2 separate regions of the Homo sapiens genome follow, and region 2 is linked to region 1. Evidence: chromatin loops called from intact Hi-C (ENCODE). Cell type or tissue: uterus. All regions are shown on one strand. Links, peaks and the distances in the headings refer to the core of each region. The heading gives the core; the rest is flanking DNA. Region 1 holds the start of LINC02955 (long intergenic non-protein coding RNA 2955). Region 2 overlaps LINC02955 (long intergenic non-protein coding RNA 2955).

Region 1 (16,259 bases), core at 3,062-11,061:
AGCCTGGGCAACATAGAAAGACCCCATCCCTAAAAACACAGTAACAACAAAAACCCTTAACAATACAAAACAAAATTTGTATTTCACAAGGTCCGTGAGTCAGGAGGCCAGTACAGATTAACTGGGCCCTCTGTTCAGGGTCTCACCAAGCTGAAAGTAAGCTGTCAGCCAGTGCTCTGATCTCATCTGTGACCCAGAGTTCCCTTCCCAACTTATTCAGATTGTTGTCAGAGTTTAGTTCCTTTCATCGATAGGACTAAGGGTCCAATATACTTGTTTGGTGTTGGCTAGGAGTAACTCTCAGCTCCTAGAGACTGCCCTCAGGTCCTAACCCTCCTACAAGGTGCAGCTTACTTCCTCAAAGACAGCAGGAGAATCTTTCTCATGCTTCAAATCTCTAACTTCATTTAAGAGCTCACCTGATTAGGTCAGGCCCTCCTAGGATATCCCTTTTGATTAACACACATTCCACTGACTAGATACCTTAATTAAGCCAGAAACCACAACTTACTTAAAATGCCTGCAGCATAAAGTGACAGGTGGCCATGAGTAGGAGAAAGCTAGAGAAATAAAGGCAGAATCACAGAGGACTTTACAAACCACATATGGAATGTGACCTTCATCCCAGCAACAGTTAGAAACCAATGAAGGGCTCGAAGGTTTTTAAGAACAAAAATGTCAGAATCAAATGGTCAGATCTGCACTTTAGAAAGATGGCTCCTAGGGGGCAGTAAGAAGGAGAAAGAGGGAGGTTCCACTTGAACATGTATTTGTGGGATGGAAGGGGAGCATGCGACAAAAATAACTCTGGAAGTTGCCCTCCAGATACTATGCCATGCCCTTAGAAATTCTTTAATTTGAAAAACAATTGCTGGGCATCTATTCTACACCCAGAGACAAAGCTTATAACCAGAAAAACAATCATATGTCTGTCTTCTCCTAACATGCCACAAAAGTACATGCATGGCTTTTGAAAAAATAGTTGAGAGAGGGCAAAGGTCAATATGCAGAAGGGAATAAAATTTAGGGGAGAAGGTTAGCACACCAAAATGTATACTGTATCTTCACTTATGGTTTCCACTTAGGATAAAATATTCTTAAATTTTTTTGAAGTCAAAGGGGTACAAGAGACTTGGTCAGTTACAAAGACATTGGGTCCACAGGATAAAATTGTTTAGGGGAAGAACCAACATTCCAGAGAGTGAGACTCAGCAAAACTTTTCACATGGATCATCTGCATTATTTTAAGTAGTAAACTAAGAGCCAGAAGAGGTCAAAATGAGGGAGTGAACCGTACGCAGCAGGGTTTGCAGAAAAAGGTCTCCTGATGAAGGGAAGACAGACTATAGCTCTGCAGAGAGGAGGGGCAAATCCTAGTAATGAATTTATCTCTATACGCGGCGTTCGATTCTTTCTCATTTGATTTGTCAAAGGGCTTAGGGGTTATCTTGTGATTGGAGAGCCCCGCATGTATAATAAATTGCTAACTTCATCTCTTGACTGACTTGTAAATCTTGAATCTTTTCAGGGATTAACTACTTGCTAAATTCATTTATCAAAATTAAAACTAGGTTTTCAGAATGTTGCCCTCCAAATCCCAAGAAACTACGAAAGATTAACCTTTTGCAGAGTCTTCCAGGCTGCGCACCAGTGGGTGACATCAACACAAGTGATTAATAGTAGGTATCTAAGGTCTGGGGGAGATGCTGACAGACATTCCCCCCACATGATGGCATAAGTCAGCTACTAATCAACCTAAGAAAACACACACCCTGATACTCTTCATACTAATGAAGCATTTCCGATTAGTATTTAGAACATCCATAGGAATTCTGTTTTGCACTAGAACCAGAGGTTTTAACAAGTGTGTCAAACCTCCTTAATGTTGTAAAACAGAATTCATTAACTCAGCCATTTTTAGTCATTCTAGATGCATCAGGAGCAGTGGCAGCATTAAACCACAAATCCAGAGTTGTAGCTATTCTGTGATGCTGTTTTGAAAACAGAGCTTTCGCTAACATTTTTTATACCAGGGATCCTTGCACCATTTGAGCCATATACAACCCATGTGCTCATCACAAAGAAGCGCACCCCTCTCTGTTGTCTTTCTCCCTTGTCTATTTACAGCCTGTCGTGTCATCTTCAGGCCTTAGAAGCATTTCATCCAAATATCCACATTCACGCAAAATGTTCCAACACCTTCCCAGTACAATCCTTGACATTTTCTCTTCCCTCCCTGAGTGGCACATGCTGTGAACCTGCTCCTTCTTGCATCTGAAATGGCAGCTGCGCTAGTTAATGGTCCCCTCAGAGCCTCTACCTCCATTATTCCTCTAAAACAAACTCTTTGTCCCAGTTCATAACAGCCATGATGATGCCCTAAAGAAAGTGACACTGAGACTTTGACTCCCACTAAAGGGTACAGGTTAGGCCGGGCGCGGTGGCTCACGCCTGTAATCCCAGCACTTTGGGAGGCCGAGGCGGGCGGATCACGAGGTCAGGAGATCGAGACCATCCCGGCTAAAACGGTGAAACCCCGTCTCTACTAAAAATACAAAAAATTAGCCGGGCGTAGTGGCGGGCGCCTGTAGTCCCAGCTACTTGGGAGGCTGAGGCAGGAGAATGGCGTGAACCCGGGAGGCGGAGCTTGCAGTGAGCCGAGATCCCCGCCACTGCACTCCAGCCTGGGCGACAGAGCGAGACTCCGTCTCAAAAAAAAAAAAAAAAAAGGGTACAGGTTAGACCCAGATGGAGGTATAAAATGGCATGAGGCCCAGGCATGATGACTCACGCCTGTAATCCCAGAATTTTGGGAGGCTGAGGCGGGCAGATCACCTGAGGTCAGGAGTTCAAGACCAACCTGGCTATCATGGTGGTCTCTACTAAAAATACAAAAATTAGCTGGGCATGGTGGTGCATGTCTGTAATCCCAGCTACTTGGGAGGCTGAGGCAGGAGAATCGCTTGAACCCAGAAGGTGGAGGTTGCAGTCAGCTGAGATCGTGCCATTGCATTCCAGCCTGGGTGACAAGAGGGAAACTCCGTCTCAAAAAATAAAAAGTAAAATAAAATAAAAATAAAATGGCATGGGCCATTTTATTTAATACAATATCAAAGTATTCCCAGATTCCCTTAACTGTACTTCATGGAATTACTCCCTCTGAATTTTCTAAACCAGTGGTGAGCAATCTTTTCTTTTTCCCTTGGGGACTACTAGCTTACAGGACAATCATTTAACAGGAGATCCTAAGAATACAGGTCATACTAATTCCATTCATTTTATAAGCATCTGATAAAGCCAGGATTACTGAGCATTTATGGCTACCATGCACCGTGTGAAGCAATTTATATACATTATTTCTACCAGTCTTTACAACAATTCTCTGAGATATATTCAATTACCAACATCCATTTAAACATGAGGAGACTGAGGCACTACAGCGTAAGTAACCTGCCCAAAGCTAGCGAGTGCCAAGAGCGGGTCAGACCCTGGGCTGCCTGGCCCCAAAGCCTGGGCTGTCCTCACTGATGACTGCCTTCTCTTTCACCAACGGTGAAGCCCACAGTAGGCCCTGGAGTCACGTGGATGACGAGTCACATGGATGCATAAGATAATATTTCTGCTCCACCACCACCTGGGGCTTATATTCCAATAAAAACAGGTTAAAACTTATTACAGAGCTAAGAACAGAGTTATAGTCCAGCATGGAGGATGCAGATATGAACTAGCCTAGAAGACTGAAGAAATATTCCCCAGAGGAGTGACCTTCAAGCCGTGAACATGATAAGAGAGTATTCAAAGCAGAACAGGCGCCATCCTAAAGCACACTGTTAGAAAAGGGCACGTGCTAGGAAAGGCAAGAAGCTTGACCTGACTGTAATAGCGGCAATAGAGGCAGGAAGAGGAAAGGAAGGAAGAGGAGGAGAGTGACAGGAAAAGGTTAGGTTAGGCCCTAGTGGCAATGCTTAAGAGTCTAAATATTATTTTTCAGGTAAGGACACACAGTGTTTCTGAGCAAAAGCATTGCATTATGAAGCCTGACTTTGGGGGGTTTTTAAAGGAATACTAACCACGTGGAAGTGTGGTAGAGAGAAAGGCCAGAAGCAGAGACACCTGTTTGGAGTCCAGGACAACAGTGAAAGCAGGTGGAAAGGAAACACCAGACAAGGTACATGTCAAAGTGTCTCCAATGGACTTATCACCATAGTTTATACCATGTACTTATTTATTGATTTGTTTATTTTCTGTCTCCCACAAAATTATATGTTCCATGAGAGTAGGGATTTTTGCTGAATTCTTAGCGCTGAGGACATTGCCTTACAGAACCTCCATAAATGAAGTAAACTAAAAGGAGTTTAGGGGTTGGTTGGATTTAATACACGAGAGAGTGGAGTGACTGACAGATTGCTATAAAATTTCTAGCCTGGGAAACTGGATGGATCATGACAGAGATCAAGAATACAAGACAGAAAGGTTTTGAAGTATCTACAGGATTCCAGATTGACATATGTGGAAAGCTGTTGGAAGTTTGGGACTGGAGCACAAGAGAAAGGTGGAGACTGGTTTCAGAGATTTTGGGATCATCAGTATAGAATTAGAGATGGTGCTGAAGCTATGGAAGCAGAAAAAAAAAAACAGAGCCTATGAGGAGAACAGGGGAGAGGAGCAGAAAAACTATGAGCAAACAGAACATTTATGAGATAGGAGAAGCCAGAAAAAGAAACAAGGAAGAAATAATGAGAAAGATAAAAGAACTGGGAGAGAAGGGTGTTCCTGAAAACACCAGAGGAAAGCATCCTGAAAAGCAGAACCCAATGCATTTGGGGACAATCAGATGTGCTATTGACTATACATAGGTAAAAGAGAAAGAAGATAGAAAATAGACCATCTGTATTTAGAAACCAGATGATCATTACAATCTTTATAGAGGACATTGTGGGGCATGGAGGGGAGGACTCAATGTGAATTGCTGAAAGTTACAGAGAAGGCAGGAATAGGGCTACCACCAGCTCACTAACCCATTTGTGCAAATTAGAGAAAAACACCCCTTCCTGGCAGAGGCACAAAGGCACAGAGGCTGACAGGTGGAGCACCCCTTCCTCTTGAGCTGAGTTCCTTTGTGCAGAGTGTAGCCTGCCCAACATCATGCAGTGGCCCTTGCCGGGATTTAGACAAGGAATTCGTTTAAAATAGTGAGACCAGAATGCCAGGACCAGTGAAGAAGTCAATCTGAGATAATGAGAAAAGATGGAGTGTGGTGCAGGAGGAGATAGAAAAATAAAATGCACCTCAGAGTTTAAAAAGCATGGTAAATGTTTGAAACAGAAAAATATAAAATTTATTAGAGGCAAGAAAAATGATGATCTAACCCATATTGATAGTTCACCTGAGGCTAAATACTAGTGCCACAAATTGTACAGGTATATAGTTTTTTTTTTTTCTGCAACGTTCAGAAGCCCAGCAACAGGAACAAAGAAAGCAAGTTGTTAGCTTCATCTTAAGTTTTTTTGGAAAATTACAAAATGCTTCACTACCCATTTTAAAAGTTGACAGCAATCAGAAAAATCCAGACAGAAGGAAACTACAGAAAAATAACTGTTCCCTTAACAAATAAATTGCAAGTTGAAAAAAAGAGACAGAAAGTGGAAACCTGTAGAATAAAAAATATTAAGAGAAAAACCAACCAACCACAAATTGAACTTTATTTGAATGCTGATTCTGATAGACACATTATAAAATTATTTTTAATTGACATTAAGGGGCAGTTGGAAATTGGAACTTTAACTGGATTTTGTGATACTAAGAAATTGTTACTAGTTTTAGGAGCAATACTGGCATCATGATTAGGTTCAAGAGTCCTCACGAATGATAGACATATACAGATATATTTATAGATGGACTTGTTACTGAACTAGAACTTGCTTTCAAATAAAATAGGAAGCAGGAAAGTGAGTGGAATACAGGTGAAATAAGAGGGGCCATGAACTTATGACCTTGAATCTGGATGACTGACCTATGGTGAAGGCTGTGATTGGCTCCTATGATAGGTTCATAAGATTTACTATACTATTCTGTGCACTTTCATGTAGGTTTTAATTTTTCTATAATAAATTCTGTTGAATGTAGTGACAAAACTAAATTCTACTCAGTGAATAATGGAAAAATTCCACTAGTTCTAGTGATGGCCAGTTAAGGAGATAACATAAGAAGTGACGGAGAGAAAAAATTTCAAAAGAGGGATACATAAATTAGAAAACAGCAGAAAAATGTAAAAGACAAAATACAGAGAGAGAAAGCCATAAACACGAACAGAAAAAGAGGGCACTATCAGAGTGAAAGCAACACGAATTTAAAGACTCAAAAACAGACGTGAAATTACATTACCACCTTGTGGTCTTTTAGGATATTGCCCCTAAATACTCAAAGGATGATGTTTTTTCACACCTGTAGGCATTTGTGGGGGTATCGTCCCTATGCTTGAGCCAGGTGTAATTTAGTTAAAGGCCATATCTAAGCTTCAGATTGGAGATTTCTCATTTGTGATATAAACTTTTTTGACTCTTCTAATATTTTCAGACTCTATCCCCACTTGTTACAAGGTCTCAATATTTCTATGCTTCATTGTCCCAAATTTCTCCCTTTATATATTCAGGGTTAGCTTCCAATTTGGTATTTCAAGACTTTATTAACAAATTCTTATTCACCTTGTGCCAATACTTAATGATTTCTTCTTCTTTTTTTTTTTTTTTTTTTTTGAGATGGAGTCTTGCTCTGTCAGCAGGCTGGAGTGCAGTGGCGTGATCTCCACTCACTGCAACCTTCGCCTCCCAGGTTCAAGCGATTTTCCTGCCTCAGCCTCCCAAGCAGCTAGGACTACAGGTGCCCACCACCACGCGGTGGCTCACGTCTCTAATCCCAGCACTTTGGGAGGCGGAGGCGGGCGGATCATGAAGTCAAGAGATCAAGACCATCCTGGTCAACATGGTGAAACCCTGTCTCTACTAAAAATTCTTAATAATTTCTTGCCTTTGGTTTTATAGTATTTTTTCTCAAGATGAGGTCTTGCCCTGTCACCCTTTACCATTATATCTCCTGCCTGACTGATCTTATAATAATTTCTGACTCTTATATTTTTGAGCATTCTACTCACCTTTCTTGTACCTTCTCAACTCCATAGCAGTTACTTTTCTTACAGCATGTGACAAAGCAGCATAATATATTCATATAATGTGGCACTGTAAGACAGGAAAGGATTGGACTGTCGAACCAAAAGGAATCTATGGCTGTAACGGCCCCGCTATTCAGCCACATGACCCAAGCCAGGACATTCTATCTCTCTTATACGCAACAGTCCAAGTAGCCCAAATGCTGTTACCATTCTCCCATATTATCTTTTAAATTCACCCTCCTGTCCTCTCCTCCTGTGTGAGCCCCTGCAGTCCTCATCTCTGGCATGGATTGATGCACTAGACTCCTAGCTAGCCCCCCTATTTCCAGTCCAGAGCCCCTCCAACTGACCCTCCACACTGCACCAGTGACTTCTCCAAAATGCACATGGGATCATGTGACTTTCCGCTTAATATCTTCCAGCACTTCTTAACAACCACAAGAATACTAAATGCTAACAGCCAACTTCTTAATAATACAACTCCTGCTGCTTTCTAGGATCATTCACTGCTGTTCCCCCAACTTACACAGGCTGCTGCAGTCAAACCCGGCCTTGCTGTTCCCAACTAGGCCACTGCATACTCCATAATTCCTTGCATTGGTACAAGCTGTATCCCTGTCTGAAAACCCACTTTTATGCCAGGTTAACTCCCAATCTTGATTAGTCTTAATTCAGACTTAACACTCATGACTCGGCTCACTCCCCGACTGAGTATTCCCACAGCATTCCCACACTATTACACTTAACTCCCTGTATTGTAATGATGCATTTACTGGTCTCTCTATAACCCCCTACCCCCAGCTCCCCAAAACTCCAATGCAGGGTAGAGACTGAACTGTGCCGTATTTATTTCAGAAGTCCCAGAACCAAGCACAGTGCCCAGTAAGGCATGGGTATATAAGGAAAATTGGCTGCCTTCTACTCTGCAGCTGTTTGTAGGAATTTGATCTCCACAAGATACAGGTGCCCAGAGCTTTAATGAAGAAAAGGTGATACCTGACCGGGCGCGGTGGCTCACACCTGTAATCCCAACACTTTGAGAGGCCTAGGCAGGCAGATCAACATAAGACCAGGAGTTTGAGACCAGCCTGGCTAACATGGTAAAACCCCATCTCTACTAAAAATACAAAAAATTAGCTGGGTGTGGTGGTGCACACCTATAATCCCAGCTACTAGGTAGGCTGAGGCATGAGAATTGCTTGGGCCTGGAAGGCAGAGGTTACAGTGAGCCGAGATTGTGCCACTGCACTCCAGCCTGGGTGAAAGAGCAAGACTCTGTCTCAAAAAAAAAAAAAAAAAAAAAAAAGGAAAAAAAGAAGGAGATACGGTTTGTGGCTTAGCACACTGGGCAGGTATTTCTTAATGATGATTAGCTACTGTTAGCAAGGGTTCTCAAAGTTCAGGTAAGAGTAAAAATTTAAGTCTTTCAGAAGTAAGTACAACAAAATATATCAGAAACATGCATATCATTTGACCCATAATTACACTTGTAGGAAGTGAAATTGACATTGAGCACAAAGATTTGAATATAATACTGTTTTTCACAGCAGTGTTAATATGACGGGAAAAAAAAGAAAACTAAAAACCTAAAATGTCCAGAATAGTCACTTACCAAAGTTAATCATGGTATAACATATAATAAAACCCAGGCAGCTATTAAAAATGAAATGAACATTTTTCTGAAAAGCAAAACAAATGTTGTTACAAAACAACTGTGGTCAGTTTTTTAGTGTGCATCTGTATGTGCATGTGGGTTCATTTCTGTCATGGCCTAATGCAATAAACTTATGTACGTACATGACATTCACAGACAAACAGATAGCCAGCATAATGAAAGGCTGGAAAATACTTAGACCAAAATGAAAATAGGGTTATAAATAATTTAATTTTTGGTTTCTCTGTAGTTTCTGATTTTTCTCCAGTGAACAAGTATCACTTTTGTGATAATAAGGGGGAGAGGGAGGTAATAAAGGTTACATTTTTAAGAGAAGAAGAAGAAGAAAAGAAAGGAGGCTGCTAAGTTCCTAAGGCCATCAAGCAAGGAGACTATAGGAAGCTCACCTGAATTTAAAAAAGCATCTGAATCTTAATAACAGAAAGACCTATGGAGTTTTACAGAAGGTTAAGCCAATTGGTTACGTGTGCCTTAGTGTCAAGTCCTCAAATCAATATGTACTTGAGGTCAATGTCAGTGAATGGAAATTATTTGGAGAGGAGGGAGGTAGGGGAAAGAGGTGATATCTGTCAATATTATGGGTCAGACTATTCACATAACCCTTCTTCCTTTTGTTGCCCCACCCCACCCCACCCCACCATTAGACCTCCACTCTTACTACAGGGACTTGGAGAATACTAAAGACTTCCCTTCTTCATGGAGAAAAGAAGGATATCTGTGGAAGTAGCACAAGAAGAATACCTATGCCATACGCCCACCCCTCTATCTGGATCTACATCTCCAGCCTTGGACTTCCCTCCCCTAACTAGAGGACAGATTAATTCTTTCCAAGTGCTTAGAAGTTTGCGTTTAGATTTCATCAAAAATTTTCCACTGATTGATTTACAAATCAAATATTTAACACAAAGAACCTCTGGTCTCATTAGAATAAATATAAATAAATATAAAATAGTTGTGTGGAGAATTATTTTGTTCAGACCAAAAAAAATCACTAAAACCTTAATAGATGAAAGCTGAAGATAAACAAATGGAGACACCAAGAGTACACTGAGTTTTCATGAACTTCAGCTATGATGTTGAAAAGGGTGCAGGTAATGGAAAATATTTATTGTTATCACGTTTGTTTTAAGAAGAGACATTTGCATTTCCCGTCTTATGGGGAACATTATTAAGAGGAAAATAATTGAACAAGAGAGGACACAAAGGAAGTCACTAGTATTGAATGGGATAAAGAGCATTTTTACTTCTGAGGCTGAAGAAAAGTAAATGAGGAGGATCCATAATATTTTTAGTTTTGAGGATGGAATGCAGTGGGACATTTTAATTGTTTGTGAAATTAGAGGCAAGATCAAATGCTAGGCAAAGAGGGGTACAAGGGTCAGACAGTGGTTTTAGAAGTATCACATGTTTTTGGGAAAAACGCAGCAGATAATGTCTTCTTGGGAAATATGTGTTGTCCCAGGTGATGTTCTCTGGGAAGCAGAGACTGAAAAGGAGTAGAGAGTACAAAAGTTCATCAGGGAGTAACACCTATGAAGAGGAATTGTGTCTTAGGAGGGGCTCAGTTTGCTTTCTATTGTTAGCTGGTCAGAGCTTCAGAGGCAGCAGATGAGGCTTGGTAGGTAGGAACTCAAATAGAGCCTACAAAGAGCCTCCATCCCTGCTAACGTGACCACTTCATTCATGTGCTCATCATGTTAGCCCTAGGGTGGCCACTGATGAAAGCTGGCTAATATGAAATGGCCAAGCCATTTTGTCTACTTAGTTGTTTAGTGGCTCGTCCATGGTGGATTCCATGTTTGGGGCATGTTAGTGTATGACAGAAAGATCCTTAAACTTCGTGCCTACTCCCATATGTCTAACTCTATGTCTCTCTCCCAGATCTTGTCACTAATCTTCACATCTTCTTTCCTTCCATCTCTGACCAGCTCATCATTGCCCATGAGTCCTTGTATAGCATAACCTCCTTCCACACAAACTGGATAACCTAATAAACCACCCAAAACTCTGTCCACTAGGAATATTTTCCTTCACTACTGTCTTTCAAGACCATCCTGAGTGGAGCAGTAATTCAGCTGCTATCCACATCCAGCTTACACTCGTATGAAGCCACCTGTTTATAAAGCACGCCCAGGCTTTCTCCTTTACCTTCAGCTGGTCACGTAAGACCTCCCATATATAAAATTGGGGAGGGGTGATGGTGCCAATACGATGAACAGCATAGAGGGATGGGTTAACCACCCATTCAACCTGCTTTTATCTTCTATCCTGTTCATGTCTAGTCCCCGGTTTCCTATTTTAAATTTAAAATGAATTGCCACTGGGCCCATCTGAGTTTTTAATCTGGTAGGACCAGCAGAATCCAGATCATGATGGCCAGTTCAAAATGCATAATAACTGGGGGCCCATAATCAAGTGCTCCATCTCTTGATTATTTGGGGTCCAGTAGCATACCAACAGCTATTTTTCAGAAGGCAATTAATTCTATGCTGCAGATGGCAACACTACTCCAAAACCTAAGGGGCCTGATTTGACATTCCTCCACTGGGAGAAATTCCGTATTACATCTTTTTCCACCATTGACATCGCCAACATCATAGGGTCTACCAACCATATCGTTTAAGTGTCCAGGCTACTTTCACCACAGGCTTGACTTGTTGAAAAGTTCTTATCAGCTCTAAGCCCCACTCAAATCTGACAGTCTTCCATATCATCAACAATATGGGGTGAAACAGTATTCCTAGGTGTAGGATATGTTGCCTCTGCAATTCAAAGAGATTTCCTACACACTATGATTTCTTCTTTGTAGGCAAAGATGCACAATAAAACATTTTGTCTTTTACTTTGGAGGGGGGTGTCCCAGCATGATCTTTACCACTGAACCCCTAATTATTTTAAGTCACAGGTCCCTAAATCTGCTTAAGGATTATCACACATGTGTTTTGCCAAGGCCTTTAGCATGTTAGCTACCTCTTGTTCATCCTGCCGGATCAGCAGGATGTCACTGATGTAATGGATTGGCATGATGATTTCTTGGGTATCCAGATGGTTTAGATCTATCTGGACTATATTATGGCACATCATGATGATGTTAACAAAGCCTTGGCATATGGTTGACTCCCCATGCAGTTTAGTGGGTCAAAACGGAGAAATGAGAACCGAAACTCACGAGGGCCTTGGTCTAGTCTTGGGGCATCCCACCTGGATGGCAGTTCCAATCTCAGCTGGTCACAGTACCATAAAGAGACTTTTAAAATTACCTAGATGGTACAGCAAAGCATGGGGACCACTGCGGGGGCTCTATGTGCTCACATCTAATGATGATAATAGTCTCCATAATTCTCAACTGGTCAAACTCCCTAGGCTGTTACTTCAAGCTTGTTGATTGTGTTGATAATCATGACCCCTCATTTCTGGCAGTTAAGCACCACCATCTGGCCTCTATGCTTCAGAGCACTATCATTTCCAATGCTACCCATGAGAAACGTTCTGTGATAGCCTCTCCTACCTACAGCACTGGCTTACAGAGAACTGTCACTGAACCTCTTGGCTGGTGGCTCTTTCATCAGCTTATTCCTGATGGCCATGGTGAATGATGTGTCCTCTGTGCCTCCCTATAAAACATAACCTTCTGATGTGTCTTCTGGCCTTATATATACAATATTATATGTTCAGCCTGTCCACTGTTCTCAATCCTTTACTGTAATATCTTTTACTAATGTATGTCATAGCAATTCGGGAATTTCGGCCTCATTCATGTGGGCCATCATTTTTTGCCCTTGTAGCAAGTTTGCATCATCCCCTGAAGCCCTTATCAGAATGTTACATTGCATATCCCAACAGAGTACCATCAAGTCAATAAATTCATTGTAAGTTACCAAAGAGACCAGCTCTGTTATTTAGTTTTCAATTGTTTGCTAATTGACCTCAGCTTTTCTTTATCTACAGATTATCAATGCAACTTATAACAACAATTCAATTATCTTTATATTTATCATTCCCCTTATTCATTTCAAATTCCTGAATAATCACACTACACCAATGGATTTCAATCCACTAGCACACCATCCTAGTTCATCATTAGTGAAAGTAGGTCACGTGTTGCTTAACCATGAGGATATGTACTGAGAAATGCATTGTTAGGCAATCTCATTGTGTGCACATCATAAAGTGTAACTACAGAAACCTAGATGATACAGCCTACTACATACCTAGGCTGTGTAGTACAGCCTATTGCTCTTAGATTACAAACATGTACAGCTGGTTACTATACTGAATACTGTAGACAATTGGAACACAGTGGTATCTGCGTATATAAATATACCTAAACATTAAAAACCTACAGTAAATATATAGTACAAAAGATACAAAGTAATACACCTGTATAAGGTACTTTCCATGAATGGAGGTTTCAGGACTGGAAGTCGTTCTGGGTGTCAGTGAATGAGTGGTGAGTGAATATGAAGGCCTACGCCATTACTGTATACTGCTGTAGACTTTATAAACACTGTAGAGTTAGGCTACACTAGATGTATTTTAAAATATTTTTCTTTCTTCAATCATAAATTAACTTTAGCCTAGTGTAACTTTTTTACTGAATAAACTTTTTTAACTTTTTGACTCTTTTATAATACTTAAATAAATCGTATTGTGCAACTGTACACAAATATTTTTTCTTTCTATCCTTATTCTATATGCTTTTTACAATTTAAAAATTTTTTTAAAACTTGTTTGTTAAAAACTAAAACACAAACACACACATTAGCCTAGGCCAACACAGGGTCAAGATTATCCAGACTAAGCCATATGAATTTTTCAGCTCCATTATCATCTTATGGGACCACCATTATATACGTTGTCCATCATTAACCAAAACATTGTTATGTGGTACATTCCTTATGAAATAATGATAACAGATATATTTAGTAACATTATACAATGATAATAAAAAATTATATCCCAGTAAAATTATAACTTACGTCCATTAGGAGATATATGATGAGGACATACATTATTGTTTGTGGTGTCGAAAAGTTACAGGCAACCTGAGTGTCCATCACTGGGAGAAAGGATACGTGAAATGTTTTCGATGGAAACTAAATGATTGTGCAGCTATCAGAAACACCTTAGAAATACAGATTCACAGAGCTACAAAAAGTAATCTTGAAAATATAGTGCTTGGTGAAAAAAGTGAGAATAAGAATGCAATAACTAATGTTATGTGAATTTAAATGGCCATAAAACTATACACATATTGTAAAACTATATTCAAATTGCAAAATATATACAATAAGATGGCTGCTTATTAGGAGCAGTGGAACAAGAGTGGAAGGCATGGGTAAAAGGGAAATGAATAAATAAATGAGAGCAAACTGACTAGGAGTGCTTTGCAAGGACAAACAATGTTAACATGGCTTTAACAGAAGAGTATGATTAACTCAGCTCCGTATTAATGAAGTCCATTGCTCTTAAAGGTGCAGTCTACAATGGAGACTCTGGAATTGGGGAGCATTGTAGTGCCCAACCTGGTTTTTACTAACTCTGTTTTTAGACTCCCTTTCCTTTAATCACCTAGCCTTGTTTCCACCTGAATTGACACTCCCTTAGCTAACAGAGCCAGACAGACTCCACTTGGCTCTTTCACTGGCAGCCCCTTCCTCAAGGACGTAACTTGTGCAAGCTGACTCCCAGCACATCCAAGAATGCAATTAACTGATAAGATACTGTGGCAAGCTATATCCGCAGTTCCCAGGAATTCGTCCGATTGATAACGCCCAAAGCCCCGGGTCTATCACCTTGTAATAGTCTTAAAGCCCCTGCACCTGGAACTGTTTACTTTCCTGTAACCATTTATCCTTTTAACTTTTTGACTACTTTACTTCTGTAAAATTGTTTCAACTAGACCCTCCCCACCGCCCAACCCGCCCCCTTCCTAAACCAAGGTATAAAAGTTAATCAAGCCCCTTCCTTCCTCGGGGCCGAGAGAATTTTGAGCGTTAGCCGTCTCTCGGTCGCCGGCTAATAAAGGACTATTAATTCGTCTCAAAGTGTGGCATTTTTCTAACTCGCTCAGGTACAACAGCATCAACTAGCAAAATTGTCACGGGGCAGGGCCAGCCCCAGAGGCAGGAGTGGTTGGATATATCCAAGTCTAAGAATTGGCTGGATATTGGTGAGAGAAAAATGGTAATGGCCAGTAGTTAAAGATGCTGGCAGGAGGACCTGAGGTGACATGCCAGAGTCTAGCCTACATAATAATAGGCCAAAGGGGGGATATTTGGACAGAAATGAATGCGGTCCAAAGTCTGGAGATTTTACGAGGTAAAAGAAAAGGTGAAGTGAAAGGAAAAAAAAAATGAAAAAAGCTGGATGAATAGAAAAGCATAGCCAAAGATTGATATTAGTTTTTACACTTCAGTGGTGATGCATTTTTCAGGTCAGGAGTTAGGCACAGATTATGACTATCCACATGGGATGTTGATATAAAATGGAAATGAATAATACTAAAATTTGAAGAGGCCCAGGCGCTTTCAGCCTGAGTTGCTGGAAGGGTCATTCTCAAGTAAGCTGCCTGTGGTGATAGCAGCAGTAGGAGACTGGGATTCAGAGATACTAAAGCTCTTCATGAGGAAGAAAGAGCAACCAGAATAGGAAATGACCAATAGGAAAGACAAGTTGGGTGTTACATGGCCATGTCTCATGAACTCCGCATAGGGCAAGTGTTTATTGGCAAGAGATAGCAGTGGGAGGCTAAGAAAATATCCACAAGCCTCAGCCCTAGATAAATGATTAATGAAAGAATGAACAGCCTTTGGGGACTGTGACTAAGTGGTATCCTCAGGAGAAACACTGTTCTCAGCTAAAGCAAGAAAGGGAAGTACTTTGTAAAATATTTTTATACTGCATCCCTAAACACCACCCTCAACATACACACATTTCCCTCAGGTACTTACAATAGAGAAGTCCAAAAACTGTCCACATAGCTACCACCTCTGCTCAGGCTGCCATAACGAAATACCATGGGCTGGGTGGCTTCCACAACACAAATTTTCTTACAGTTCCGGAGCCCAGGAGTCCATGATCAAGGCGCCAGCCAATTTGGTTTCTGGTGAGGGCTCTCTTCCTGGCTTGTAAACAACTACCTTCCTGTTGTATAGTCACATGGTCTTCCCTCAGTGGGGAAGCGTGTAGGCGAAGCTCTCAGGTGTCTCTCTTTATACAGACGCTAATCCTAGCAGGGCGAAGCTCTCAGGTGTCTCTCTTTATACAGACGCTAATCCTAGCAGGGCGAAGCTCTCAGGTGTCTCTCTTTATACAGACGCTAATCCTAGCAGGGCGAAGCTCTCAGGTGTCTCTCTTTATACAGACGCTAATCCTAGCAGGGCGAAGCTCTCAGGTGTCTCTTTTTATACAGAC
Region 2 (16,259 bases), core at 5,621-13,620, 360 kb before region 1:
CAGTACCAGCCGCTGCAAAATCATGCCAAAATGTAAAGACCATTGAGACTAGGAAGAAACTACATCAACTAACCAGCAAAAGAACCAGCTAACATCATAATGACAGGCTCAAATTCACACATAACAATATTAACTTTAAATGTCAATGGACTAAATGCTCCAATTAAAAGACACAGACTGGCAAATTGGATAAAGAGTCAAGACCCATCAGTGTGCTGTATTCAGGAAACCCATCTCATGTGCAGAGACACACATAGGCTAAAAATAAAAGGATGGAGGAAGATCTACCAAGCAAATGGAAAACAAAAAAAGGCAGGGGTTGCAATCCTAGTCTCTGATAAAACAGACTTTAAACCAACAAAGATCAAAAGAGACAAAGAAGGCCATTACATAATGGTAAAGGGATTAATTCAACAAGAAGAGCTAACTATCCTAAATATATATGCACCCAATACAGGAGCACCCAGATTCATAAAGCAAGTCCTGAGTGACCTACAAAGAGACTTAGACTCCCACACATTAATAATGGGAGACTTTAACACCCCACTGTCAACATTAGACAGATCAACGAGACAGAAAGTCAACAAGGACACCCAGGAATTGAACCCAGCTCTGCACCAAGCGGACCTAATAGACATCTACAGAACTCTCCACCCCAAATCAACAGAATATACATTTTTTTCAGCACTGCACCACACCAATTCCAAAATTGACCACATACTTGGAAGTAAAGCTCTCCTCAGAAAATGTAAAAGAACAGAGATTATAACAAACTATCTCTCAGACCACAGTGCAATCAAACTAGAACTCAGGATTAAGAATCTCACTCAAAACCGCTCAACTACATGGAAGCTGAACAACCTGCTCCTGAATGACGACTGGGTACATAACGAAATGAAGGCAGAAATAAAGATGTTCTTTGAAACCAACGAGAACAAAGACACAACATACCAGAATCTCTGGGACGCATTCAAAGCAGTGTGTAGAGGGAAATTTATAGCACTAAATGCCCACAAGAGAAAGCAGGAAAGATCCAAAATTGACACCCTAACATCACAATTGAAAGAACTAGAAAAGCAAGAGCAAACACATTCAAAAGCTAGCAGAAGGCAAGAAATAACTAAAATCAGAGCAGAACTGAAGGAAATAGAGACACAAAAAACCCTTCAAAAAATTAATGAATCCAGGAGCTGGTTTTTTGAAAGGATCAACAAAATTGATAGACTGCTAGCAAGACTAATAAAGAAAAAAAGAGAGAAGAATCAAATAGACGAAATAAAAAATGATAAAGGGGATATCACCACCGATCCCACAGAAATACAAACTACCATCGGAGAATACTACAAACATCTCTACGCAAATAAACTAGAAAATCTAGAAGAAATGGATAAATTCCTCGACACATACACTCTCCCAAGACTAAACCAGGAAGAAGATGAATCTCTGAATAGACCAATAACAGGATCTGAAATTGTGGCAATAATCAATAGCTTACCAACGAAAAAGAGTCCAGGACCAGATGGATTCACAGCCGTATTCTACCAGAGGTATAAGGAGGAGCTGGTACCATTCCTTCTGAAACTATTCCAATCAATAGAAAAAGAGGGAATCCTCCCTAACTCATTTTATGAGGCCAGCGTCATTCTGATACCAAAGCCAGGCAGAGACACAACCAAAAAAGAGAATTTTAGACCAATATCCTTGATGAACATCGATACAAAAATCCTCAATAAAATACTGGCAAAACGAATCCAGCAGCACATCAAAAAGCTTATCCACCATGATCAAGTGGCCTTCATCCCTGGGATGCAAGGCTGGTTCAATATATGCAAATCAATAAATGTAATCCAGCATATAAACAGAGCCAAAGACAAAAACCACATGATTATCTCAATAGATGCAGTAAAAGCCTTTGACAAAATTCAACAACGCTTCATGCTAAAAACTCTCAATAAATTAGGTATTGATGGGATGTATTTCAAAATAATAAGAGCTATCTATGACAAATCCACAGCCAATATCATATTGAATGGGCAAAAACTGGAAGCATTCCCTTTGAAAACTGGCACAAGACAGGGATGCCCTCTCTCACCACTCCTATTCAACATAGTGTTGGAAGTTCTGGCCAGGGCAATTAGGCAGGAGAAGGAAATAAAGGGTATTCAATTAGGAAAAGAGGAAGTCAAATTGTCCCTCTTTGCAGACGACATGATTGTATATCTAGAAAACCCCATTGTCTCAGCCCAAAATCTCCTTAAGCTGATAAGCAACTTCAGCAGAGTCTCAGGATACAAAATCAATGTACAAAAATCACAAGTATTCTTATACACCAACAACAGACAAACAGAGAGCCAAATCATGAGTGAACTCCCATTCACAATTGCTTCAAAGAGAATAAAATACCTAGGAATCCAACTTACAAGGGAAGTGAAGGACCTCTTCAAGGAGATCTACAAACCACTGCTCAAGGAAATAAAAGAGGATACAAACAAATGGAAGAACATTCCATGCTCATGGGTAGGAAGAATCAATATCGTGAAAATAGCCATACTGCCCAAGGTAATTTATAGATTCAATGCCATCCCCATCAAGCTACCAATGACTTTCTTCACAGAATTGGAAAAAACTACTTTAAAGTTCATATGGAACCAAAAAAGAGCCCGCATCGCCAAGTCAATCCTAAGCCAAAAGAACAAAGCTGGGGGCATCACACCCTGACTTCAAACTATACTACAAGGCTACAGTCACCAAAACAGCATGGTACTGGTACCAAAACAGAGATATAGATCAATGGAACAGAACAGAGCCCTCAGAAATAACGCCGCATATCTACAACTATCTCATCTTTGACAAACCTGAGAAAAACAAGCAATGGGGAAAGGATTCCCTATTTAATAAATGGTGCTGGGAAAACTGGCTAGCCATATGTAGAAAGCTGAAACTGGATCCCTTCCTTACACCTTAGACAAAAATCAATTCAAGATGGATTAAAGACTTAAATATTAGACCTAAAACCATAAAAACCCTAGAAGAAAACCTAGGCATTACCATTGAGGACATAGGAATGGGCAAGGACTTCATGTCTAAAACACCAAAAGCAATGGCAACAAAAGCCAGAATTGACAAATGGGATCTAATTAAACTAAAGAGCTTCTGCACAGCAAAAGAAACTACCATCAGAGTGAACAGGCAACCTACAGAATGGGAGAAAATTTTCGCAACCTACTCATCTGACAAAGGGCTAATATCCAGAATCTAAAATGAACTCAAACATATTTACAAGAAAAAAACAAACAACCCCATCAAAAAGTGGGCGAAGGACATGAACAGACACTTCTCAAAAGAAGACATTTATGCAGCCAAAAAACACATGAAAAAATGCTCATCATCACAGGCCATCAGAGAAATGCAAATCAATACCACAATGAGATACCATCTCACACCAGTTAGAATGGTGATCATTCAAAAGTCAGGAAACAACAGGTGCTGGAGAGGATGTGGAGAAATAGGAACACTTTTACACTGTTGGTGGGACTGTAAACTAGTTCAACCATTGTGGAAGTCAGTGTGGCGATTCCTCAGGGATCTGGAACTGGAAATACCATTTGACCCAGCCATCCCATTACTGGGTATATACCCAAAGGACTATAAATCATGCTGCTATAAAGACACATGCACACGTATGTTTACTGCGGCATTATTCACAATAGCAAAGACTTGGAACCAACCCAAATGTCCAACAATGATAGACTGGATTAAGAAAATGTGGCACATATACACCATGGAATACTATGCAGCCATAAAAAATGATGAGTTCATGTCCTTTGTAGGGACATGGATGAAATTGGAAATCATCATTCTCAGTAAACCATCGCAAGAACAAAAAACCAAACACCGCATATTCTCACTCATAGGTGGGAATTGAACAATGAGATCACATGGACACAGGAAGGGGAACATCACGCTCTGGGGACTGTTGTGGGGTGGTGGGAGGGGGGAGGTATAGCACTGGGAGATATACCTAATGCTAGATGACGAGTTAGTGGGTGCAGCGCACCAGCATGGCACATGTATACATATGTAACTAACCTGCACAATGTGCACATGTACCCTAAAACTTAAAGTATAATAAAAAAAATAAGCATTTAAAATTATAAATGTTTCTTTACATACTGCTTTAGTTCCATACCACAAATTTTGATATGTTGTGTTTTCATGATTGCTCAGTTTTAGTATTTCTCATTTTCCCTGTAATTTCTTCTTTGACCTATAAGTTATTTACAAGTAGATTGTTTAATTTACAAGTTTTGGGACTTCTCTTATACCAAGCTATTGTTGACATTTAATTTAATTCCACTGTTGCTCAAAGATTTTAGTTTGTTGAAATGTACTGAGATTTATTTTATGTTGTTGAGTATTGTATTAAATAAATGTCAAGCAGGTTAAGGTAGTTGATAGTGTTGTTCAGATATTCTTTACTATTTTCTTGTCTACTTTTACTATCAATTATTGAGAGTAGGATATTGAAATTTTCAACTATGATTGTGAATTTGTCTGTTTTCCCTTTTGTTCTATAAATTCATGCTTCACATAGTTTGACACGCTATTAGGAACATATGCATCTACAATTGCTCTGTCTTCCTGATGAATTGAAATTGATCTTTTAGTCATTAGGAAATTTCTGTCATGTCAATGAGGCGCTATTTTTTTTTCAGTCTTTTTTCTCTCTGTTCTTCAGATTAGATAATTTCTAACAATATACCTTCAAATTCACTGTCCCTTACTGCCATTTTAAATGTGCTGTTAAGCCTACCTAGGGATTTTTTTTTTACTTTCTTTTTTTACTTCTTTTATTGTATATATTTTAGTTGTACAACATGTTTTGATATATATGGTGAAATGGTTGTAAGAGTCAAGCAAATGAACATATCCATCATCTCCTATAGTTACCCTTAGTTACCCCTTTTTGGTGGCAAGAGCACCTAAAATCTACTCTCTTAGCAAAAATCACAAATACAATAAAATTTCATTAACTGTAGTCCTCATGATGTACATCAGATCTCTAGACTTGTTCATGCTACATATCTGCTACTTTGTATTCTTTGACCTACATCTCCCCATTTTCTCTGTCTCACTCTCTCACCCCCGGTAACAACAATTTTATTTCCTATTTCCACTTATTGTACTTTTTTAAAAAGATTCCACATATACGTAAAATCATACAGTTTGTTTTTCTGTGTATGGTGCATGTTGGTGTGCGTGTGAGTGTATCACAATTTCTTTATCCATTCATCCATTGATGGACACTTTGGTTGTTTCCATATCTTGGCTATAGGAAATAATGCTGCAAATTAACTTGAGAGTGCAGATATCTTTATAAGGTAGTGATTTCAGTTTCTTTATCTACTCAGAAGAGGGACTGCTCAGCCCAGTAATTTTTTTCTTTTAAATTTCAATTATCATGTTTTCAGTTCTAGAATTTTCTTTTGATTAACTTTTCATAGTTCCTAATTCTCTGCTGAGATTTCCTTTCTGTTCATTAATTATAATCACACTTTACATTTAGTCCTTAAACACATTGATAATAGCTATTTTAAAGGCCTTGTCTACTAATTCAAATATCTAGATCATCATAGGATTTGTTTATAATGACTGATATTTCTTTTGACTGTGGGCCACTATTTCGTGTTTCTTTGCATGTCTAGTAATTGTTTTATCATTGTGAATGATATGTAGTGGAGAGTCTGGATTATGTGATCTTTCTTTAAGGGATGTTGAATTTCTTCTGAAAGGCAATTAAATTATTGGCAGAAACTTTTGGTCTATTAGGTTTGATTTTATTTTTTGTTATGGCAGATTTATTCCAATTTTAAGCTTAGTCCTGGCACATGCTCCTTACTCTAGGGTATGGAGTCTCAACTGAACATCTAAGTCTTTTAGCAAAGTCTTTTTATGTTGGCTGGGCTGAAACCCCCAAATCTCCCATCAATGTATCAGGAAATCTCTGCTGGGACTCTTGGCAACTTGTCTTGTGCACATGCATCTCAATCATTTGCCAACAACATGCAGTAAACTCCTCCATAGACTTTTAGGCACCTTCATCTGTGAAGCTTTTGCCTTTCAGGTACCTTGCTCAGCAAATTTCAGGAACTGAGATAGCCTAAAATTCCAATCTCCTTCTCTGCAAAGTGAGACTGCTACTCTACTTAAGTTCCATAAGCCTGCTCTGTGGCAGGACAGTGCCTGTAGGAAAAGCTGCGGGTGATCATAACCATTTCTAGACCTCATCTCATATTTTTTTTTATTTTTTCTCAAAAATTACAATCTTGGGCCAGGTGCGGTGACTCATGCTTGTAATCCCAGCACTTTGGGAGGCCGAGGCGGGTGGATCACAAAGTCAGGAGGTCAAGACCAGCCTGGCAAATATAGTGAAACCCCATCTCTACTAAAAAATACAAAAATTAGCTGGGCGTGGTGGCGGGCGCCTGTAGTCCCAGCTACTCGGGAGGCTGAGGCAGGAGAATCACTGGAACCTGGGAAGCAGAGGTTGCAGTGAGCCAAGATCACACCACTGCACTCCAGCCTGGACGACAGAGCAAGACTCTGTCTAAAAAAAAAAAAAAAAAAAAAAAAAGAAAAGAAATTACAATCTTGAACTACCTGTTGTTCAATTCCTAAAAATATTTGCCATATTTATTTTGCCTAGTGTTGTTCTTTTTGGTATGAGAGCAAGTCCAGTTTCATTCTCTCAAGATTGCAAGGGGAAGATGCCAAAGTATAACCCTTTAAAATACATACAATTCACTATTTGTTACACATTATTCTATTAGCTGCACGTTTCTCTTAACCGCTGCTTCAGCAAATATACAGTAAACTGAAAACTGAAATTACAGATGGTATACTGAGACATTTTCTTGTTAACAAAGTGTGCTTCAGTCTATACAAACGCAAAATGTACAAGTTGGAGGAAAAAAAAAAAAAAAAAAAGCTATGTGTGTTTCCTGGACCTAAAGATTCACGGCAGGAAGGAAAGATTGGAAGAGTTGGCCCAGACAACAATTCTACTATCTTAAGTGGTAAAACCAAAACTAAATTCTAGGACATACTTCAGAATATGTCTGTATAGATAGGAGAACATTGTCCTGGCACATGTGACCTTAAAGTTAATTATGGGAATAACAACCAACCCTCCAAACAAGGAGCGTGTGCTACCTTTGAGGCAGTTTAATTGAGGACCAGGCTTTTGAGAAGAGTCAGACAAATTTATATGTTTTCTCCAGCCGAAATTTCAGATTGCTTTCTCCATGAAAAGAGAAAGAACAAAGTATCCTCTAACAAAAGATTTTCCCAGAGGCATCACAAAACCTAGATATTCATGATAATCCAACTATGATTCTTGATAATCTAAGTATACGTTAGAGGCCCAAATGTATGCAAAAGATAAAACAAAAGGAAATAGAATATTAATAATTTTGCAAAAGTTAGAGAAAAATATCCTAAGAAAAGGGTAAATGTTGATTATAAAGAGCAATTGCTGAGTTTCAAGTAGTAATATAGGGGTAACTATTTAAGCATCATAAGAAAATGTGAAGGAGGAGGAGAAGGAAGAAGAGAAAGGAGGAGGAGGAGGAGGAAGGGTTCTCTATCCCTAGTTTGTATATAATGGCTACTGTTCTAAGCTTTTCACCTGGATTCATTAATTTAGTCCTCCCTGCAACTCTACAAACAGGCGTTGTTAAAGAGGCTAGCTGACCGCCAAAGGATCCTATTTCCCCTCCTTAGTGTAGAGTTACTGCTGGAGGCAGCTGCCCAGCTAGGACGACATTTCCCTGCTCCCTTATATCTAGGAATGGGATGTGCATTGTGCTTGTGCATGAGGTGTGATGTGTGTCGTTTACAGGCTGTAGCTGTGTGTATCAGTTCTTCTTTTCCCACAGCGTCATTCCCCTTCCTCAGTAAATTTGGAGGCCACATGTGAAGATGATGTAACCAGAATATGGAAGCAACATGGCTCCTAAACCACTAATTACAGAGGATATACTCAGATAGGAATACTTATGTTGAACAAGTGCCAGATTTTATTTTGTCAGGCCATTGAGAATGTGGGATTTATCAGTTATATCCACTAGCATTACCTTAATAAATAGAACAATAAGGTGACAAATCAAATATTTTATCTCCATTTTATAAAGAAACTGAGGCACAGGGAGAAAATACCATCAGTAGTAGAATAAGGAAATTTTCTATTTCATTTAATTCTGCAATTAATATAATTTTCCAAAGCACAGTCAAGAGAAATAGTGAACTCTAACCAGTGATCTGACTTTTCATTGAATATAGAAGTTAATAAAGTCTATTGTCCTCTATATAAATTGTTAAAAAACATGTTGGTTCATTGGAACAATTACAACAAAAATGATTGCGTAATACAATGATTAGCTCAGTAATGATGTCTATAATTTTAGAATTAACATTACAAGTTTCTTTGTGTGTGAAATCAGATGTGTGGGTTGGAATGACTCAGGTTGGGGTAGAAAGGCTGAGCTAGTGGCAAAAGAGGAGCCTAACTCACAAGCTTGGGCTGAATGAGCCCAAACAGAGTTCAGGCACTGGCTTTGAAATCATTCTTACAATTTTGTCCAAGGGCCAAAAACAGTGATTAGAACCTGTATATAAATATGCCTCTATTCTAGGCTTTTTGGTACTGTTTCTCTTTCTATATTAAATATTAAACACAAAAGAAACTTAGAATATGTTAGCAAAGAGTAAAGACGTCGAGGACAATGTGTTCTAGTTTACAATGAAATGCAGATTTCCCATTAAAAAAAACAAATATTTCATTTCCAATTAAACAGGTTAATACTTAAGAGAAAGAATCCCACTAAAAAAAGCATCTAGTCCAAACTATTCTCGAGTACTCTGTCCATTGCACTTTGTTGATTATTTATTAAATACATTTTTATGCACTTTAATTCTTTGCTACCCTGTCCCATATTGTTCTCCTACAGTAGGTTTTTACACATCTAAACGTGATTTTGCCTTCCACAGTATGTGTTTTACTTATGCTTATTCTTATTTTAAAATAAATCAATGTTTGTAGATGTGATTTTATTAAATAATTGTGCCACTAAAATTTACTGGGAATTTGGTCATTTAGTTCCCTGTCCTTATCCCATGGGTTTTTTGTTGTTGTTGTTTTTTTTTCAAAGTGTCTCTTATCTTTTAAGCTGATGGCTGGACAGAAATCTCTGTGAAGACTCAAGTTTTCACTAGTCATTGTTATTGATTTTTGTGGTTGTTTTGTTTTGATTTTGTTTTTGTTTTTTGAGATAGGATCATGTTCTGTTGCCCAGGCTGGAATGCAGTGTGGTGCTGCAACCATAGTTTACTGCAGCCTCAGACTCCTGGGCTCAAGCAATTCTTCCACTTCAGCCTTCCAAGTAGCTGGGATTACAGGCACCCTCCACTGCAGCAATCTGCCTTTGCTACTATTTCAGTACTAACATGGTTATAAGTTCCCATTTCCCACCAATGTTGCTCTAAGCTTTAATTTTTTGGACATATACAAATAATCATATAATTTGGGAAAAAGACAAAAAGCTATTTAAAGGACATACAACAGAAGAATAGCATAGGTACCTAATATCCAAGTAATTCCCAAATGTCATTTCTGAGAGTTTCTTAAGGCAAAAGATCACTGAGGCCTTGAGACCTGGGGGAACTATGTAATCCAAATTGGCAGAAAGAAAAGTATCTCAGAAGAGAAGACGATTATATTTTATGATTTCATTCAACAAATAAGATATTGCTCTTAGGTGTCAAGACCTGTCGTAAGATCTGGGGAAACAGATTGTGCCCTGCAAAATATGCTCAGTCGGTGGGACATCAGTGGGCACATTTTCTAATCTTGCCAGAGCTCTTGGTGTTAGAAGAAGCCTTGATTAAGACAGATATGGTCCTGCCTTCAAGTAGGTTGGAGGAAAGGAGATAGATATTACATCAATAAATAAATAAAACAATATAAAGGCACAAATTGTGGCAAGTGCTGTGAAGGAAATATACAGGGTGCTAAGAAAGAATTACAGGGGCCAAGTGAAGGTTTCCTAATGTTCCTCATCGCTTCTCTGGTGAAGTGATATTCAGGCTGAAACCCAGTGGAGGAAAGGGAATGTGGCAACATGGAAACGGGAGGTGTAGTGGACAGCCCAAGCAGAGGAAACACCCTGCATCAAGTTTCTCAAGCTGGAAAGAACCCCATGACAAAGAACGTGAAAGAAGACCAGAGTGACCTCAGTGTCTATCGGGTTAGTCCAAAACTGGCAATAAAAGTACAACATTTTTGGCAGAGCCCTAATGTCAAGTATATTACTCTTCCATTTTAACATCAACTCTTCCAACTTCTCATTTTCTGTTAATCCTTGGCTAGGTCACATTTTTCTTAGAAGCACTTGGAGGCAATGTGTTTTGTGAGTGGGGGCACCGGTTCACAAATTCTGTCTTATTGCAGATTGGAAAGCCCTCTAAAAACAACGCAAACTCAAGCATAGCAGGAGCCCCTGCTTAAGAGCGTAACCTTGAGTACCCTGCAGCTCACAAAGTCTGAGGTCCAACAGAGGCCTAATATGCAAGAAACCTCAGAGGCATATGAGAAAGATTTTCCTTTCTAACGGCAGAAAGAGTTGAAGAGGTCAAGTTTGGTCCATTGAGATCATAAGGAAAGGGTAATATTGAAGTCTACCAAGGCAGGTCCTACTAACATCGTCCCATAGTTTCACTTTCCTCACTGGAGACTGTGCCTGTGGAGAGGCCTGCGGTAGGGAGATGGCTAAAATAAAATAAAAAAGCCGTAACAAAAACTCCACTTAAGATATAAGAAGAGTCACGGGAAACTCAAAAGTCCACATTTCCTTCTTTAATGTTACCATCGAAGTCATGGGAGCAGAAAAATATGGGCGTATATTACCATGGCCACTTGGATTGGAGGCAGCTATAGGCAAATGATAAGGACAATAAATGAATAAGCACCTATAATGTGCTAGGCACTGTTCCAGGCTCTAGGTGTAAAATTGATACAGTCCCTGCCCTTACAAGATAGGAGAGAGCCACTAATCAATAATTATGTCAATACATAAATACAAATTGTGACAAATCCTATAAAAGAACTATGTAAAGTATCAGGTAATCCTGTTAGTTGTGTGGCTTTGGGCATGTTGCTTAGTCTCTATGGGCTGCAGTTGTTTAATTCTCTTTGTCTTTCTGTTATGGTAATTAAATAAGATAATGCATATAGACCACCTACCATGCACTTGGTGTGTAATAGACTCAGTTAATGGAATCTATTAATAATATTTGGGAAGAATATGAGGAGTCAGCAATTATTCAAGTTGTGGCTGATTTAGAGGATTGTTCTTTTGAACCTTGTTACTGTGATCCTTTCGTGACCCAACCTCATTTTTGTCTGGGGAAACGTAGATTGCCCTGATATTAAGGGTGCAGTAGCTCTCAAATTTTTCTTTATATAACCCCGTGGTTCCCCCACCATGGAGCACTAGAAATGGATACAAATCCAGATTTTGGACAACTGTGGGTATTCTACAACTTCTCAAGGTAACAAACTAAAATTTGATAACTTAGGTTGCGTTTCAAGTCTACATCGAATGGTCTGTTAGCAAATTGCATACTCACTTCCTGAAAGTATTTGGAATTACAAAACTAATCTTACTGGAACAAGGTATTGAAAACACATTTAAACTGAATATTGAGATGCTTTTAAACGGATATACTGTGGGGTTTTACCACATGCATTATTTGGGAAATGGAAAATTGTCAACACTTTTTTAGTCTGTCTTGTGGGAATTCACCCAGCCTCATACTGTGCCTATCACTTCTCATTAAACAAGTGAAAGAAACCCTATACCTTTATAAATTGTGCATTATTCTTCAAACAGATGTGGTAGCCTTGAACTAGCTTTAAGCTATCTTCAAAATATAAATCACAAAAAGTAGAATGTGAGTGCAATATATTATTCACAACACATTGAATGTGAGAACACCTCCAACTTCTCTAACCCAAATCAAAGACTAATAACATAAATATTTCCACAAAACAGCTGCATTGTAAGAAACAGGCTAGTGAACTAGCTAGTTTAGAAGAAGAGAATGGCCTTAGCCATGAGTCCTACCACAAAATGCCTACTTCAGTTTCTGGCACATAGAATATGCTCTGTTCTTCTTGCTCCATTATTCCTTGCACTCTAATGACAAATCCAAATGTCTATACAGGTTTTACTTATGTACCTGGCTTTGTTGAACTACCCATCCTTATATCCCTGCATTCTTCAGATAATTGAAACATTGACTTTGAAACTGATTTTGGGGGCGGTGGAGTAAGGAGCATTTTTTTAAATGTAAAAGTATATCCTGTTTTTAAAAAAAAAAAATGGTAGTTTGAATATTATTTGAATCTTTCTTCGTGAATCAGGCCATTTTTATGAATATCATATCCTGAACTGTGCAGTACCTTTGGGGATCATCAATTTTCTTATCTGTGCTCTACCCAAGAATTCTGGAAATCTATTATGCAAAATGCTATTTCCTTATGAACCACTGCATTTTTAAACATAAACATACCAGTTAGGTTTTTTTTTTTTATTCATAAGGCTATAGGTAATGCCTATTCATATGCAGACTATGACTAGATAAAATAATTTGAGCCAATGATGAAGTACCTGGGTGAGATGAAGTACCAACCATATCACCAAATGTTCTCTATAATATTAAGGGAAAAAAATGCCTATCCTATTTTTGGATATAAATCCAAGGAACAATGTCTTCCCTCTTCCCACTTCTATTTGGTGATCATTAATCTCATTCATTTACTATCTTCCAATGTTAGACCATTCAGAGATGCTCATTAGATAGGTAATTTATCCAGTGCACATGAAATCCTTGAAGGCCAGCTGCCATATCGGAGCCAACAAATAAATAAAACAGTTATCCAACTAGCACAAACTTTATCAACCCACAGAATTATTTTCCTAACTTCCCAGCCTCTTGAGCTACACAGGCAATTCTTTTTTCTTGTAATATAACAGAAGAAGAAACAGAGAAAGAGAGAAAATAACCAAAACCAAACAAGTTAAAAATTCTCCCCTACAACAAATTGGTCTCAAACACATAAGCAAGTAGTTTGCAAAACTGTCAATGGTTTTTTTTTTTTCTGTTATTTTGTTTTCTTTTGTATTTATATCTTTAATAAGCGTTGCTGCAAAAATTGTACAGGCTACTTTCTCTTTTAGAACTCTTTGGTTACCTAGGGCATCTGCATAAAACATAAGAGGGTATTTAGTTTTCACTCATGTTGAGTGGCAGCAGAACTTATTCTAACAGCTACACTTTGCAGAGCAGTTGCAGAAAATAATTACCAGGTCAAGCAGACCCTTTATCCTCAGAAACCAGCCATCCAAAGTCCCACTGAAAGATCTAAAACTTTTTAACTTTCATTCTGAATAGTCCCTTTGGATGCAAACCTTCTTAAAGTACACTATGAAGAGTCAGTTCTAAGAGGCCTTCCAGTTATGAAGTGAATGAGGCAAATTATGACTCCTAAGCTTATATTTCTCTGTTAGATATTATCTCATATCCTTACATAAAGTCTGATTTATACAAATTGGCTCACTTTCTGAGGATTTGCTTTTATTTTTAATGCAGCTTTTCAGTCAAACTTCACTTTCGGTGGAAACACATTTTTGATAGCCAGGGCTGAACATAAAATTCCATTATTTAAGTGGCAAAGAGTTGGTAAGTCAAGTCCACGAGGCCTGTGGTAGTAGCTTACTCTGTTTGTGGTTTCTACTTTGTTAGACTCTGTGGAGCCATGAATCTATCTTGTCCTTAAAAAACTGAAAGAGGGGGCTTTTAAAATGAATGTAATGCTTAATTTATGTGCCCCAGGAGCAGCATATGAGGGCTTCTGGACTGATTAGACCCAGATGTTGGTAACAATGTTAGTGTTATGGACCAACTGCAGGTGTGGGAATAGATCCCCTTCCCTGGGACCCTCAGCAATCAGACCAGTGGTTTCTTCTGGCTCTCAGTTTGGAGTTTTCAATTAACACTACAATGGTATTGTTGTTCTCCAATATTAGATCGTATGTCACGTAAATGAAGCTGAATATACAGTTAAACTTGACAAGGTGATTTAGGCCAAGAATACATGTGTTCAGTATTATAACTTGATTGAGGTTAAATAATAATAATAAAAAAGCCCTGACATGCTATAAAGTTTTTATTATTTGGCTTATCAGTAGATTTTCACATTATACTTTCATAAAACAGAATGTCATTTATAGCAGGGCGAGACGCTTATGAAAAGGGAGACACAAACCTGCTTATAAGTGACTGAAATGATTAATGCCAGATTGGAGGCTTTTATAGAGTCAGTATGGCAATTGGAAGTTCTCTGTGTGCTTTTTTATTTGCTTACTTCTATTTTCCAAAATTCTGTCTTAGTTCTTTATCCTCTCCCTTAACGTGAGTGATCAGTACCTACATAATCACCCCCATTGGTGAGAGCAGCAGTGTTTGGGATGGTTCTGAAATATTATTTGGCTAAAGCAATGAATCCAGCTCATCAATGACCAGGACCATATTCCACTGTCCTATGGGTGTCATGATGCTTTGGAGAGTAACCCAGCTCACTAAAATGTATTATGATAGCTGTCATAACTTTGAATTAGACTCTAAGCTTCTCAGGGCAGGAACCTTATCTGTTCAACGTGTTTATAAGTGCCACAGAACTGATTGATTGTCCCATTAATAAATACCAATAAAAACAACTTCAGAGGTCCATTTTGTACTTCATTCGTAGAACATTTATAATGCTCATTAATGTTGATGGACCATGCACAGCACAGAGCTCTCCCATTTTACTTATGCCTTCGTTTGTTGCTGCAATCTCTTAGAGACCAGACCACGTTGTAAGTCAGCTCAGTAAAATGTACGTTGTTGTGCCAGCACCTAGGGAAAGCTTTACGTCCTACAAATGCATGCATTACAAATTCAAAGAAAGACAAGGCTCATTTTTTTTTCCGAGAGCACTAATAAGCTAAAGCTGATGGACTAATTCTTTACGACCAAATGCCATGACAACTCGAAGCAACTTCTTTCAATGAATGATAAATAACTGTAAAAATGAAGTTAGTTCTGAGATTTAAACCTAACCTCTCTGTCAAGATCAGAAATGGTGAACAGTATTCCTCTCTTTTTTATCACAGCCTATATTTTGGTACACATAGTGTTTCCTCTTTAAATTTATGAATTTTTTCACTATAGCTAGGAACATTGATCCCTGGTATAATTACAAAGTCTGTGGCAAATTACTAGTGAGTCTCAGTTTACTTATCTGCAAAATGATCATAACGTAAGATGGAATGAATGAGCTAGTAATCTCTGAGGAAAAAGTCAAGCGTTCTTTGTGCATGAAATCTTTCAAGACACTAAGAATACTCAGTCAGTCCAGCATTTAGTCAGCAAATATTGAGGGTCTATAATGTGCAAGGTGCAGTGTAGGACACTTAGATACAAAGATGAAGGATGCACAGTCCTTTCCTCAAGGAAAGACAGATCCTAAACCTAAGTGCCACAAAACAATTCAACAACAAAATTAAGAAATGAATCAAACACCTATGACTGTATGATTTTTAAGGCTGCCCTATTTGTTCTTAATACAAAAAAGACTATAAATTGAAGCATTTACATTGTGGAAAAATGTGATTCAAGTAATGTAGTGAAGGCCACTGTCAGCACTGATTAAAACAAATGAAAAGGTTTGACATGGCAAGTGAAGATGTTAGGTCACTGACATAAAAGAAATTCTTATTCTTTACTGTTCCAGGACATTCTAAGTATACTTGTCATTAATTTTTATCTAGATATTCCTCTCTAGCTTTTCCTAGAGTCCCACCAAATGTTTATAATCTATAGAGCACTACATAACTGTCCCCATGTGCAATGATAAAATGCAGCCCATTGATTTTTCTGCCAAGTAGGTAGAAGAGTTACGAATTCAGTTATTTCATATTATATGACCCCCACATTACAGTAATGTACTCCTTCCCCACCTCCAATGGTGTCCAAAAGCATGAAGAAAATGAGAAGTAATGATGTTAGTGACTTAAATTACCATTCCAAAAATAATTCATTGTGTCACCTAACTTTCCAGGGCAGTTTCCAGAAGCTACCACATTCACTATAGTGCA

The links. Peaks named below come from ENCODE experiments on the same cell type or tissue, not always from the same donor. Only the 100,000 strongest peaks of a DNase experiment are listed, where the experiment ranks them.
Region 2: it touches region 1 in a loop (5-fold over the local background); 13 of 110 quality-filtered maps call a loop at or near these places.

What each region holds. Positions count from the first base shown.
Region 1 is chr12:22,699,632-22,715,890 of GRCh38, reverse strand. LINC02955 (long intergenic non-protein coding RNA 2955) reads right to left here and starts at 16,032. Exons shown (of 13, transcript NR_187515.1): 1 at 15,797-16,032. RefSeq lists an enhancer at 15,835-16,259. In uterus, for the core only: a CTCF peak has its summit at 6,411 (motif pointing left); no DNase peak of the experiment used is centred there.
Region 2 is chr12:23,058,516-23,074,774 of GRCh38, reverse strand. The region is part of intron 10 of LINC02955 (long intergenic non-protein coding RNA 2955); the gene reads right to left. Among named protein-coding and RNA genes, the nearest start is that of LINC02955, 370 kb to the right of the region's middle. RefSeq lists an enhancer at 12,965-16,227. In uterus, for the core only: no CTCF peak of the experiment used is centred there; no DNase peak of the experiment used is centred there.